Linked DNA regions of Homo sapiens: region 1 is linked to region 2. The links are chromatin contacts, found by Hi-C or POLR2A ChIA-PET in ENCODE. All regions are on one chromosome and are shown on one strand. The core of a region is the stretch at or near the end of the contact, and the rest is flanking DNA. Distances in the headings are between cores, read along the strand shown. Region 1 overlaps LOC105375070 (a long non-coding RNA gene). Region 2 holds the start of LINC03040 (long intergenic non-protein coding RNA 3040).

Region 1 (6,280 bases), core at 3,547-6,046, 130 kb before region 2:
AGAAGGATAAACCAGCTGTCCTGCCAGCTCTGTGTGGGGAAGAGGGAGGTGACCCCAGCTAGCTAGGCCCCCACAGGATGCCAGCGGCAGGCAGAGTGATGAAGGCTCTGGCCTCTTCCCCCTACCCCACAGGTCATTTTCCCCTTGTGATCCTTGATGAGGAAGTCAGAGCTTCCAGTACTGGGCTGGTTGTGGGGGCAGATAAACCCCAGGAGAATGTTTCTGGACGTAAGCTCAGGGCCTAGGAGAAAAGCCCATGCTGACTGGGATCCGGGAAGCACTGACTTCTCAGGTACAGAGCAGCTGGCTCTGGGAAAAACTGGAAAACCAAGTTTGTGTTCCCCAGCCGGCTCCCTGTGGTGGGGTACAGGGAAGGAGCTCCTCCTGTGGTTACCGTGCTTGGGCCCTCTCAGGCCCCACTGGGGCTGAACACTGGGCTGAGCTCCTGCCATTCCTCAGCCATCTACCAAGCTCCTACTGTGTGCCTGGTGCCCACTGGCCCTCAGAAGATGTCTGAAGCCAGAAACGCTCCCACAGATTCTCTTGACCTCCTCTCCAGCCCCTCCCCCAGCCCTCCCAGGCCTGAAGGGCAAAGGCAGCCATGGAAGAGGGGGTGCTCAAGCCCTGCTCCAGTGATGCAGAGAGGCCTCCTCTGAGAGGGGCCAGGCATGGAGGAGTGGGCCCCAGGGGGTGAGGCTGAATTAGTGGGCGAGCAGCGTGAACAGGGCTTGCTCCCCAGTGGAGGAGGGCAAATAAAGCCCAGGGATCACTCTTACCCTACACGAAGCCTCCCTGCAGGGTTGACTTCCCCAGCTGTTGGTTTCCTCTCAGAGTAATAAAAAGAATCAAGATGAGGTTCCCATTTCCTTCAGATTCACTTGTTGATTCAATCCTTCCATCCCTCCCTCCCTTGGTGCTCACCTGCTCATCTTGTCCCTTCCCTCCCTCCCTCCCTCCCTCTCTCCTTCCTTCCTTCCTTCCTTCCTTCCTTCCTTCTCCCCTCCCCTCCCCTTTCCTTCCCTTTCCTTCCTTTCCTTCCCTCCCTTCCCCTCCCCTCCCTTTCCCTTCCCTTCCCTTCCTTTCCCTTCCCCTCTCCTTCTCCTTCCTTTTCATCTTTCCCTCCTTTCTTTCCTTCCTTCCTTCCTTCCTTCCTTCCTTCCTTCCTTCCTTCCTTCCTTCTTTCCTTTCACTCATCTAAGTACCTGATAGATACTTGGCCTTCTGCTAAAACCTGGGAATCTAAAGAAGTGGGAGATGGGAGTTCTTAATCTTTTTGGAGCAAAAATCTTGATGAGTAATGAACAACATACACCCCCTCTCCCAGAAATCTGCCTGTTACTAACCCGGGTAAAAAATTCTGGGATGCTGTCAGCCTAGCGGGGGAGGCAAACATGAAACCAGGAACTAAACACGGGATGAGAAATGCTAAGTGGATTTAATTTCTGGCTTAGTCTCCTGCCAGACTTAGTCTCTTACCAAGTCTCTTACTTCTCTGAACCCCAGTTTCTTTACCTTTAAAAGGGTGATAATTATATCACCTCCCAGTGTTATTGTGGAGAATGAATGAGATAAACTCTAGAAAGTTTATCTAGCAGTGCCTGGTATATATTACGTGTTTATACATGTGAACTCACTTTTCCTTCTCTGCATTGCATACTTGAGGGATGCAAACTCCTATGAGAGCCCTAAAGAGAGAGAACAAACACTACCAGCAAGGAGAGGGTTATGTTTGAATGGGTTCTGAAGGATGAGTAGGAATTTGCAATCATTTCTCTCTTTTTTAAATTATAAAAGTTCTGTGTCCATATCACCAGGGTCCAGACATGGTGCTGGCAGTTCTACTTATCAATAATGTCAGTGCTTGTCTAGCACTCTGTCTCTGCCCTGTACTGTTCTAGACATCTTGCATATGTCAATTCACTCAAAGGTTATCTCATAATCCTAGGAGACTGGTGCTAGCATTACTCCAATTTACAAAAGAGAAAACGGAGGCATAGAAAGCTAAAACTGTCACACAGCTGACAGGTAGGAGAGCTGGGATCTAAACTCATGTAGCCTGGCTCTGAGAGTCCTTGGTCTGAACCATTACCCTACCATATTGCCTTTCCAGAGTGGCTCTGTTTTTCTCACTAAAGTCTGAACTTCTGACTCCTACTCATCTTCTTGTAGACGGCTTCTGTTGGAACAAAGGATCTAGAAGAAAAAAATGGGAGTCCTAGAGAAAATCTACAGCCTCTCCTGAAAATACGAGTCCAACTTTAAGCATGGAGGCAAGGCCGAAGGAAGTCTCCAGAGGACCAACTTTAAGGAGTGGTGGGAGAATCAGCCAGGAGCCAGGAGAGCTAGGTTTGGGTTTTGGTTCTGCCATTTGTAAACCAGCCTCTCCAGGCTTCAGTTCTGTCCATTTGTAAATGAGCATGTCAGTTCCAGGGTCCTGGCATTGGAGTGAGGTCTATAAAAGCCCTTGAGCCAGCTTTCCTAAGTGCCTCTCGTGGCGTTACTAAGGGCCACTCCTGTACCAGGTTCTCATATCTGCCTCCAGGGCACAGACAGGTGACCTGTCTTACTTCAGGTTACTTCAATTTCTCATAAAGAACCTGCCAATGCTCTTCTATTAATACACCAGCCCTCTCCCCAGTTTCCCAGAGACTTGCCCAGGAGAGCAGGAGCGGTGCGGCAAATACCCAGATCTGGGAACCAGCTCTCTATCAGAAATTTATTTTGTAAATTGCATCCTATATTCTAAGTCATGAGGTCAAATTACTGGCTATTTAAAAAGATCTGTGATGAATCCCTTTGTAAAGTGGGGAGAGAGAGTTCCCTGAGGGCGTCTTTGTAGAAATCTGAGTTTGTTTAAAGGGAAGCAAGACTTATCCTGGGCTCCCATTTTACAGATCAGGAAACCAAGGTTCAGAGGGTCCATGTGCTTCTCTCAGGACCCAGGCTGGGATAGAATCTGAGCAGAGAGCAGGCAGGCCCCACCCCCCAAGAGGAGCTGGGGAGGGGGCAGACTCAGCGTGCCATGGCAGGCCAGAGCAGAGAATGGAAGTAGAGGCTTGCGCTGCCATGTGGGAGAGCTGGCAGGGTGGGCTGCCTAGTGGAGGGCCAGCCAGGAGTCTAGGTATCCAACAGTCCATCTTGGGTCAGTGGACCTCATTCACTTGGATAAGGCAGCACAGTTTTGTCAAGCACCCATTTCATACCAGGGTCTGCCAGTGCCCAGTGCAGTGCCTGGCATAGAGATGAGGCTTACCCAGTCATCGCTGGATGATCACCCAGCAGTTCTAGGATCAATTCCCCTCCTCAGTGGGTGGCAGACTCACAGAGGGGAAATAAGTCAGGAATGGAAAGCCTTATGCTTCCATAGACTTTTCTGGATCACCCTCTATGTGCTTAGGGCAATGCTTGGAGCTGCTAGGCAAAGGGATGCTGGGTGGGGACACGGTGGGTAGTGGAATAAACAGGAGCTAAAGTCAGCCCTCACCCTGAGGGGTCCCTAATCTGCAGAAGGAGGCAGACTTGTCTGCACCCACGAGGAAAATTTGGGGACAGAGAGCACAGAGGCTGGAAAGAGTAGAGTGCATAAGAGGGGCAGTTCTAGTGTCGTTCATTCTTTAATTCATGTGTTCGACAACTATTTACTGAGTACCTACCATGTACCAGGCACCACTTTAGGGTCTGTGGTTACAGCAATGAATAAAACAGGTGAAAAACCTTGCCTTCGTGGAGATTGCATTCTGGTAGATCAGGTAACATTCAAATACACTAGTCAGTGGCCATATTTGCTTCTGAAGAAATATAAAGCAGGGGAAGGGGATGGAGCGTAGACAGGAGATAGCAGGCTACTTTACCCAAGAAGGGCAGGGCAGGCCTTTCTGAAAAGGTGACATTTGAGCAGAGCCCTGATAGAGCCAACAGAGTGGATATATGGGGAAGAGTTTTCAGGCGGCAGGAGCAGTAAGCGCAAAGGCTCTGAGGCAGGTAAGTCGATGCTCGTGTTAAAGGAACAAGGAGCGAAGCCAGTATGTTTGGAGCAGAATGAAGGGGCGAGTGGAGGAGCTGAGGTCAGGGAGGTAACAGGGGAGCAGATCGTGTGGTCATAGTACATCCACAAATGAAGTGAGTGGAGGAAGGACCTGATCTGACTTACACTTTAACAGGCTCTCTCTGGTTGCTGTGTGAATTCACTGTAGGGAACGAGGTGAGGGTGAACACAGGAGGCCAGCAAGGATACCCTGCAGCAGCCCAGGTGAGAGATGGTGGGGGCTTGGATAGGGTTGTAGCAGGGGCCAGGAGAGAAGGACTAGATGGAAAGTCTTCAGCTCCCACCCTGCCACTCTCTGGCTGTGTGCCTTGGGCAAGTTACTTAACCTCTCTGAGTCTCTGTTTTCTCATCTGGAAAACAAGGTTAGTAATAATCCTTACCTGGTGGTATTTTTACCATGCTTACATGAGACATAAGCACAGTCCCTGGCACTCTTGATGCTCACTCAATGACAGCTCTCAGTAATTTCTGACCCATAGGAGCCTATTGCACTGGGACCACATATTCAAAGTGGAATAAACTGAACCCACAAAGACTGAGGAGATCTAAGCTGGTTCAGGGGGACTAGAGGTTTAAAATGTGTTTAAGCCCCCTGATGTCTTGGGGCTCAGTTGGGCACTGTCCCCACTGCCCACATTCCATGCCCATGCCCCTGGGCAGAGGTGCCCTTTGGCCTCCTGTTTATCTGTTTGCCTTTTACCTGCATTGAAGTTTCATCTGAGAAACTGGCCCCACCAGTCCTGGGCCCAACATCAGCCCGCCCTCATCATGGGTTTCCAGCTGCTCCTGTAAAGTCAACAGTGCCCAGGAACAATGAAGAAGGAGGGGACAGCAGGGAGGCCCATAGCCCACTGTGCTCCCTCGCAAGCATGTGACCCTCAGGAATGACTGGCAGAGGTAATGATGGGAAACAAGCCCCAGGGAGGGTGGAGGGCTGAGAAAGAAACCCTAGTCTCAGGCAGGTGCTGGTGGCTGCAGTGCCTGCAGGACTGGCCCTCCTGGCTGTGGACAGGCCATGGCTATTCTAGAGACAAGGGATGGCTCTGGGGCAACTGGGAACATGTGCCTTTCCTGGGGGACATCAGCCTAGAAGCTTTTAAGTGATAGGCCCAGAAGGGGCTTGGTCCAGCCCTGCTGCATCCCCGCATTGACTCACTCTTCCATCTATTTAGTTGAAATACTGAGGCCTGTTGTGAGCCAGGTCCTGGGGTTAAAAATGTTTCTCCCACAAGGAGCATTTGCTAGGGAAAGTGAGAGCCAGAGAGAGAGAGAGAGAGAGGAAATGACTTTCCATAGGTCGCACAATGAGTTGCTGCAAAGCCTGCCTAGGAGTCTTGACTCCCTGTCCAGTGCTCTGACAAGCAAGTGCTCCAAATGCTCCAGACACCTCTTGGTGGCCTTGGGGAGCTCATTCCTTAGTGCATTTATGTCTGCTTGGTTGCCTAGGAGAGGCCTGAGGGCTGTGACCAGCTGAGGGCCACAGGAGTTAGAGAGGAGCTGGGCATGTCTCTAGGCTGGCTAGGCTGCAGGGAGCCCGTGGCCAGCCTGGGGGAGGTGCCTCTTGCATGCTGTGTGGCTTCCATCCCTGGATCAGTTTCACCATCTTTTACCTGGTAATGGGTTGCCCTACCAACCTGTCAAGGTTGCTGTGGGGAATGAGAACATGCCTTTCTAAGTTCCCCACCGTGGAATCTGCCTTGAGCAGGATGAGGTCACGTGGTGGCACAAGCCAAGATGGGAGAGTGAGGTGAGTCCCAGATGTTCCCAGGGTGTCTGTGCTGGGCTTCCACTTCCAGACTGGCTGTACCTGTGGGTATGGGGAAGGGGATGGCTGTGGGGAGACCCACCCTGCCCTTAGGGAGTCTGATGGGGAAAGCTCAATTTCTGCCCATAGGAAATCCCCAGACTCATGAGCCCAAGGGCTTAAGTTGTGAAAATTTCACGCAGTAGTCCTGTAGGCCCCGGCCAGACCTCACAGAGCTCCAGCAGAGGTTGGTGTGTGAGCTGGGTGCCGGCCTGATCTCTAGCTCAAAGGGAAGGAGGCCTGTGCCTTCTGGCCATGAAGGCTGCCCCGATTTTGGTCTCCCAGCCCCACTTCTGAGGGCCAGCCACCCCCTCTGTCCAGGCACCTCTCCTGGTATGAGCAGCCCCTGCCTACGGCTCCCACCTCTGCCCCCCATGCTGCTATGTGTTCATTCAGTAGGTCCCCCTGCCCTAAGCAGTGATTCTGTCATG
Region 2 (6,215 bases), core at 1,319-3,818:
GCCCGCCGCTGCACTGTGGAAGCCCCTTTCTGGGCTGGCCAAGGCCGGAGCCGGCTCCCTCAGCTTGCGAGGAAGTGTGGAGGGAGAGGGGCGGGCGGGAACCGGGGCTGCGCGCGGTGCTTGCGGGCCAGCGCAAGTTCCGGGTGGGCGTGGGCTCGGCAGACCCCGCACTCGGAGCAGCCCGCCAGGCCCCACCGGCCCTGGGCAGTGAGGGGCTTAGCACCTGGGCCAGCAGCTGCTGTGCTCAATTTCTCCCCGGGCCTTAGCTGCCTTCCCGCGGGGCAGGGCTCGGGACCTGCAGCCTGCCATGCCTGAGACTCCTCCTGGCTCCGTGGGCTCCTGTGCGGCCAGAGCCTCCCCGACGAGCGCCACCCCCTGCTCCATGGCGCCCAGTCCCATCCACCACCCAAGGGCTGAGGAGTGCGGGCGCACAGCGCCGGACTGGCAGGCAGCTCCACCTGCAGCCCTGGTGCAGGATCCACTGGGTGTAGCCAGCTGGGCTCCTGAGTCTGGTGGGGACGTGGAGAACCTTTATGTCTAGCTCAGGGATTGTAAATACACCAATTGGCACTCTGTATCTAGCTCAAGGTTTGTAAACACACCAATCAGCACTGTGAATGCACCAATCGACACTGTATCTAGCTACTCTGGTGGGGACTTGGAGAACCTTTGTGTCAACACTCTGTATCTAGCTAATCTAGTGGGGACATGGTGAACCTTTGTGTCTAGCTCGGATTGTAAACGCACCAATCAGCACCCTGTCAAAACAGACCACTGGGCTCTACCAATCAGCAGGATGTGGGTGGGGCCAGATAAGAGAATAAAAGCAGGCTGCCCCAGCCCGCAGTGGCAACCCGCTGGGATCCCTTTCCACGCTGTGGAAGCTTTGTTCTTTTGCTCTTTGCAATAAATCTTGCTACTGCTCACTCTGTAGGTCCACGCTGCCTTTATGAGCTGTAACACTCACCGCGAAGGTCTGCAGCTTCACTCCTGAAGCCAGCGAGACTACGAGCCCACCGGGAGGAACAGACAACTCCAGACGCGCCGCCCTAAGAACTGTAACACTCACCGCGAAGGTCTGCAGCTTCACCCCTAAGCCAGCGAGACCACGAACCCACCAGAAGGAAGAAACTCTGAACACATCTGAACATCAGAAGGAACAAACTCTGGACACGCTGTCTTTAAGAACTGTAACACTCACCGCGAGGGTCCGCGGCTTCATTCTTGAAGTCAGTGAGACCAAGAACCCACCAATTCCGGACACAGGAGGATCGCTTGAGCCCAGGAATTCAAGACCAGCCTGGGCAACCCAGCAACACTCCATCTCTACAGAAGTTGTAAAATTAGCTGGGCGTGATGGGGCGCATCTGTAGTCCTAGCTACTTATCCTAGCCTTGGCGAGAGGATCACTTGAGCCCAGGAGGTTAAGGCTGCAGTGAGCCATGATTGCACCACTGCACTCCAGCCGGGGTAACAAAGTCAGACCGTGTCTCTAAAAATAAATAAATAAATAAAAATAAAATAAATTTGACAACCAAGTTTAAATGGTGTTCTCATTATTCCCATTTTACAGATGCAGTCACTGGGGCCCCCAAGAAGTTAAGTGATCTGCCTAAGATCACATGCCTTTGTTTATATGTGTTGGAATTTTTCAATTCTCTCTGGAAATCCACATCCTCCACCCCCAACCCAGACTCCAACACAACTGCTTCCACCACGGCCCACCTGCGTACCCCACACATATCCCTGAAGTGCAGACTTCCTCCCATCCTTCCCCAGGAAGATTCCCTGGTCTGTGGGGTAGCGAGTGTTGGGGTGGTCTCTCCTTCCCTCCCATGCTTCTAGATTCCTCTGTAGGGTCCCGGTTTTGTTTTTGGTGTGGCAGCAAGCTCACTGCCTTTTTGAGTACTGTATGTCAGTGAGTTTGCATGCACACACCTGGAGGAGGGATGTGTGGGCATGAGAGGTATCTGGGCAAGTGGGCTTACTTGCCCACCTGGGGCACATGTGGGTACAGTGCAGTGGAGCATACATTGCCTAGATTGTAACCGTGTGTGTGCCTAGACACAGGCAAATGAGCCCATGTGGGTGTTCATGAAGGGCCTGCCCCCTGCATGTTTGGGGGTCTGTAGAATGAGTCCCCATTTCTCTCCCCTTCCCAAATAACTGCCACCATCTTCAGTTCAGACTCCTGGGCCCCAGGTAAGGGGCTGGTGAAAACCGCCTGTGACTGGGGACAGAGACACCTGAGTCTTAAGCCCCACCCAGGCTGCTAGTGCCCTTGAGCAGGCATCACCCCACCCAGGCAGCGGGAGTGTCCTCACCCAATGGGATAGGGTGACATGGGGGAGGAGGTTTGAAGCGGGGAGAAGGCAGCGAGGCTTTCAGCTCCCTAGATGGGAGGCTCATTACCCTAGCACTCAGTAGGTTGTAGGGAAGGGGGACTGAGCCAGGACTTGGCACTGACTACAAAGGGTAGGGGCAGCCCCCAGCACTCCCGCCGCGGCAGGCCAGGGGAGGGGCTGTGACGTTTGGTGGCCTCATGCAGCTGAGAGGAAGTAGCTAATTGCCAACCTGATGACTGGCGGCTGAGGAGTGGGGTGATGATGCCACTGGCAGAAGCAGGCGCCCTGGCCCAAGGAGGAGGCCCTTCAGCAACGGAGTGGGCCTGCATTCTGCGGAGGGTGAGACTGAGGTGGCTGCAGTCAAAGGAGAAGGGGGCAGGGGTTTGTTGAGGCTGTGACCGTGGGAAAGCGCTTCTCCAGGGCTTCCCTCAGCTTCAAGGAGAAAGAGTTCAGAGGCCCTGAGGGGATGAAGGGACTTGTGAAGGGGCTTCAGGGGGATGGGTTGGGGGGAAGGAGGTTCCTATTCTTACTCCCCTTCTGCCTATGCTCCCCCAATGTTCCTGTCTCTCCCCTCCCCCACCTTGGCCCCCTCTTTGGCCCCTGTGGCCAAAGTTGTTGAGGAAGGAGGGAGTAGATGGAGGGCTCTTTTCACCAGAAGACCCCCAGGCACAAGCAGCCCACCTTACTGATGGTCAGAGCATCCAGAAGAAGTGGCAAGACTTCAGCTGTCCTCAAAGCAGGAAGACAGAGTGTTTCTGGCAGAAAGAACAGCACAAGCAAAGGTTAGGCAGTGGGGTCTGGAGAGGCTGGTGGAGGACTGGGGCTTGGCTTCAATGGTTATGAGAGGAGGTGGGCAGGATGTTCTGTACCAAGGGCCACACTGTCCCTTCCTGGAAGAAACAGTGGGTACCCAGCACCCAGAGCTTCTCCCACATGCTGGCCACCGCCTCTGGCCCCAGTAGACCTGGCCCTCAACTGCCTCAGCAAGCCTCACAGGTTGGGGACCCCACCCTCATTATTCTCAAGTGCATCAACCCCGAAGGACTGAAGCCCCGAGTCCCAATAAACAGGTCCCATCCATCCGTAGGCCAGTCCGCTGGGCCCCTAGCACCCCCTATGGGCAGGAAGCAACACTAATGGAGGAGGAGCCTCCAGCAGCCTGGGGTGGGGTGGGGGTGGGAGAGTGAGACGTGAGGGAGGAGAGAGACTTGCCCTCTAGGAAGCGGACAGACCATGCCTCAGGAAACCCCAGTGTCACAGGTCACAGACACTGACCTTGAAGCGTTACTCTCATGGGTGAAATTTAGCCCCTGTCCTCAGGAAGCTCCCAGTCTGACGGGGGACACATATAGTGCTCTCAGAGCTGCCTTCTTTAGGGTGAAACTCAGTATCTGGGCTTCAGGAAACTCCCAGTGTAAGGGGAGAGACACGACCCTGCCCTTAGGGATCTCTCAAATGAGGCATACCCACTGGACTTTCGGGAACCATCAATCTGTTTCCAGACATGGATTAGAGATTTCAATGCCTCAAGGGCTGCCAGGAAAAAAAATACAAGACGTCCAATTAAATTGAATATCAGATAAACAACGAATAATATTTTAGCATAAGTCTGTCCCATACAATATTTGGGACAGACTTACACTATTTAAAGTATCCAGTTTAACTGGAAGTCTTGTGTTTTTATTTGCCAGATCTGGTAACCCTAGGTGCCTCCAGTTTGAGGGAGGAGAGAGGACACCCCCTCCACCCCAGACATAGGAAAGCAGGTAAACACCTCAGCGTGCTCCGGAGGGCAGGGGTGGGGCAGGAGGAGAGTCCTGGGGCTCCGGCTCGCGGCAGTTTAAAATTCCTTCCAGGCCAGAGCCCTAATCCCTCGGTGCACAATGGCCGCCTTCTCCCCCGCCGCCCGCGCCCACGCCCTCCCCCGCGGGGCCGTGGCAGTGCCACCAAGGGCCTCTTTAAGCCCCTTTGAAGCCGCGGAGCCCCGCGCCGCAGGAGGCCCCGCCGCTATGCCAGCTATGCCAGCTATGTCCCTGCTGCCGCCGGCCGCCACCGCTCCCCCATTAATGCTGGCTAATCTGGCTAATAAATAAACTCCCCTCCCAGCCCCAGCCCCGCGCCGACTCCTCCCCGCCCCCGCAGAATCGATGTCAGGGCTCGACTAGAGCAAGCGCCCGCACTCCACCCCACTCCCTCGAGATGTAGCTGACGTTTTTTCTTATGGCTGCCCTAGGTCTGTAGCCCGTCGGGGATTCTCGGGGAGACGTGGGATTTGGGAGGTCTCCGCCTAGCCACTGCGTTTGCCTTCCTCTTTTCCAGTCCACCTGCGCACCAGGGGCAGGACACGTGGCTGGGTGCAGACGCTGGCCCGGATGTCGCGGAGGACTCGCGGGCCGGTAGAGCGCGCGGCGGCGGCGGCGGCGGCGGCGGCGGGAGGAGACGCAGGTCACGCCCCCTTCCCACCACCTCCCGCCGCCGACGGGGCGCGCGCGCCGAGGAGCCCGGGACAGGTGACTCCTAGAGGACTGCGTCTGCGCCTCCCCCGGCGGGAGTCCCTTCTTCGCGGCCTCTGCCGCCCCCTGCGTCCCCTCCTGGGCTTCCGAGAGTCTGACTCAGCCAAGCCGGCATCGCTTCGCCTCCTACAACACACCCCGAGCGCGAGAAGAAATTACAGGATTGCAGGGGCACGGCTAATGCGCTCTAATTACCCACCGCCGCTGTCATCCGCGGCGCTCCGCGGCGCTGGGCCAACGCGCCGTAATTAAGACGCCGCTCCCCGGTCCCGGAACCCTCCCTTCGCCACCCTCCACCCACCCACCTCGCGGTCCCCAGGACCACTGGCTGCCAACTCCTGCCGCCCTCTGGGACTGCCCCTCAGTCCCAGGAGAGCTATGAGGCCTCACTGGGGGCAGAACTTGGGGAGACCGAAGCCGGCCCTTCCACTCCCCTAAACCTACAGTCCTGGAAGGTCTCTGCTGGAAGAGACTGGGAGAGTGGGGAGGGGCCAGGGACCTATTTCGTTGACAGAAACAGTGAGGTCTATTGGAAAGTTAGCCTTCAGTGGGAGGAGTGGCAAAGGCACGCAGGGCAGCAGTACCCCCGTTTGGCACTTGAGGCACGGAGAAGGGAAGGGAAGTCCGCCCAGCCAGAACTCCCAGACCCGCTCGTTTAACAGTGGCTTTATGAGCAGCACGACGGACTCCCTCCCCTGGCGGGGAAATTACCTTCCTGCGAAGAAAGGTGACATCCCCGCCACAGACACGGAGGCCCCGCCTGCTGGCCAGCTGTGGCCGCCATAGGGGAGCTGGTGAGGAGTGAGGTGGCTCTGGCCTCCCATGTCAGGTAGGGTGAGAGAGGCCCTGAAGATAGAAGCCAGGCCCGAAGGCCAGAATTAAAGGGGTAGCTTGGCCATCAGCTCCTTCCCCCAAAACCAGGCTCAGAGCTCTCCTCTATCAGCAATTCTTTCCTGAGGTCCAGGGTGTTGCAAACTCATGGCCTTGGGCCACGTTTTACCTTCAGTGAGGTTTTGTTTGGCTTGCAATGAGTACATGGGTTTTAGGTTGAATGTGAGAGTCTGCAGACAATGTGGGTTCTCCGACTGCCCTCCCAGTGAAGGTGGACCTCTGATTTAGACCGGCCCGCTGGGCCCGTGCCTACATCCTTTTCCTCAGCGTCAGGATCTTAGTCCCCATGATTGCTGCCCCTTTGTGGTCTGCATGTTTCTTGGTAAGGGTGCCCAGTCAAGTGTCTCTGGGAGCCCCCTCTTCTCTGTCATCGTCAGGCTCCCCACTTGCAGTGGCCGTGGTGGCTGCACATGCTCCCGGATACCCCTCCAGCACTCCCTTTTGTCATCTTGAGTTTCAGTCCGTG

Evidence for each region. Hi-C counts contacts between places; a loop is a spot of excess contacts on that map. ChIA-PET counts read pairs that join two places held with the same protein, here RNA polymerase II (POLR2A). Pooled maps may share reads with other maps.
Region 1: a loop to region 2 is called in a map of A673, with 2.6 times the contacts of the local background. The contact joins the enhancer-like site here to the promoter of LINC03040 in region 2. A Hi-C loop is called at or near these places in 1 of 168 maps with a recorded cell type or tissue (A673), 2 of 37 single-sample maps with no recorded cell type and 4 of 50 pooled maps. POLR2A ChIA-PET finds 5 or more read pairs at or near these places in 2 of 52 experiments (A673 and Caco-2).

The regions. Positions count from the first base shown.
Region 1 is chr6:43,869,620-43,875,899 of GRCh38, forward strand. All of the region lies in intron 2 of LOC105375070 (a long non-coding RNA gene), which reads left to right. Among named protein-coding and RNA genes, the nearest start is that of LINC01512, 18 kb to the right of the region's middle. Within about 2 kb of position 4,797, at least 4 of the 41 ENCODE cell types and tissues checked have a DNase peak (open chromatin) inside an H3K27ac peak, as active enhancers do.
Region 2 is chr6:43,998,017-44,004,231 of GRCh38, forward strand. It overlaps LINC03040 (long intergenic non-protein coding RNA 3040), which reads left to right and starts at 2,569. Exons shown (of 3, transcript NR_160956.1): 1 at 2,569-2,684; 2 at 4,037-4,111; 3 at 4,665-6,215. It overlaps SCIRT (stem cell inhibitory RNA transcript), which reads right to left. Exons shown (of 5, transcript NR_125864.1): 2 at 3,027-3,100; 3 at 2,575-2,699; 4 at 1,202-1,492. LOC124901321 (a long non-coding RNA gene) reads left to right here. Exons shown (of 2, transcript XR_007059591.1): 2 at 935-1,538. RefSeq lists an enhancer at 2,676-2,825 and a silencer at 4,748-4,917.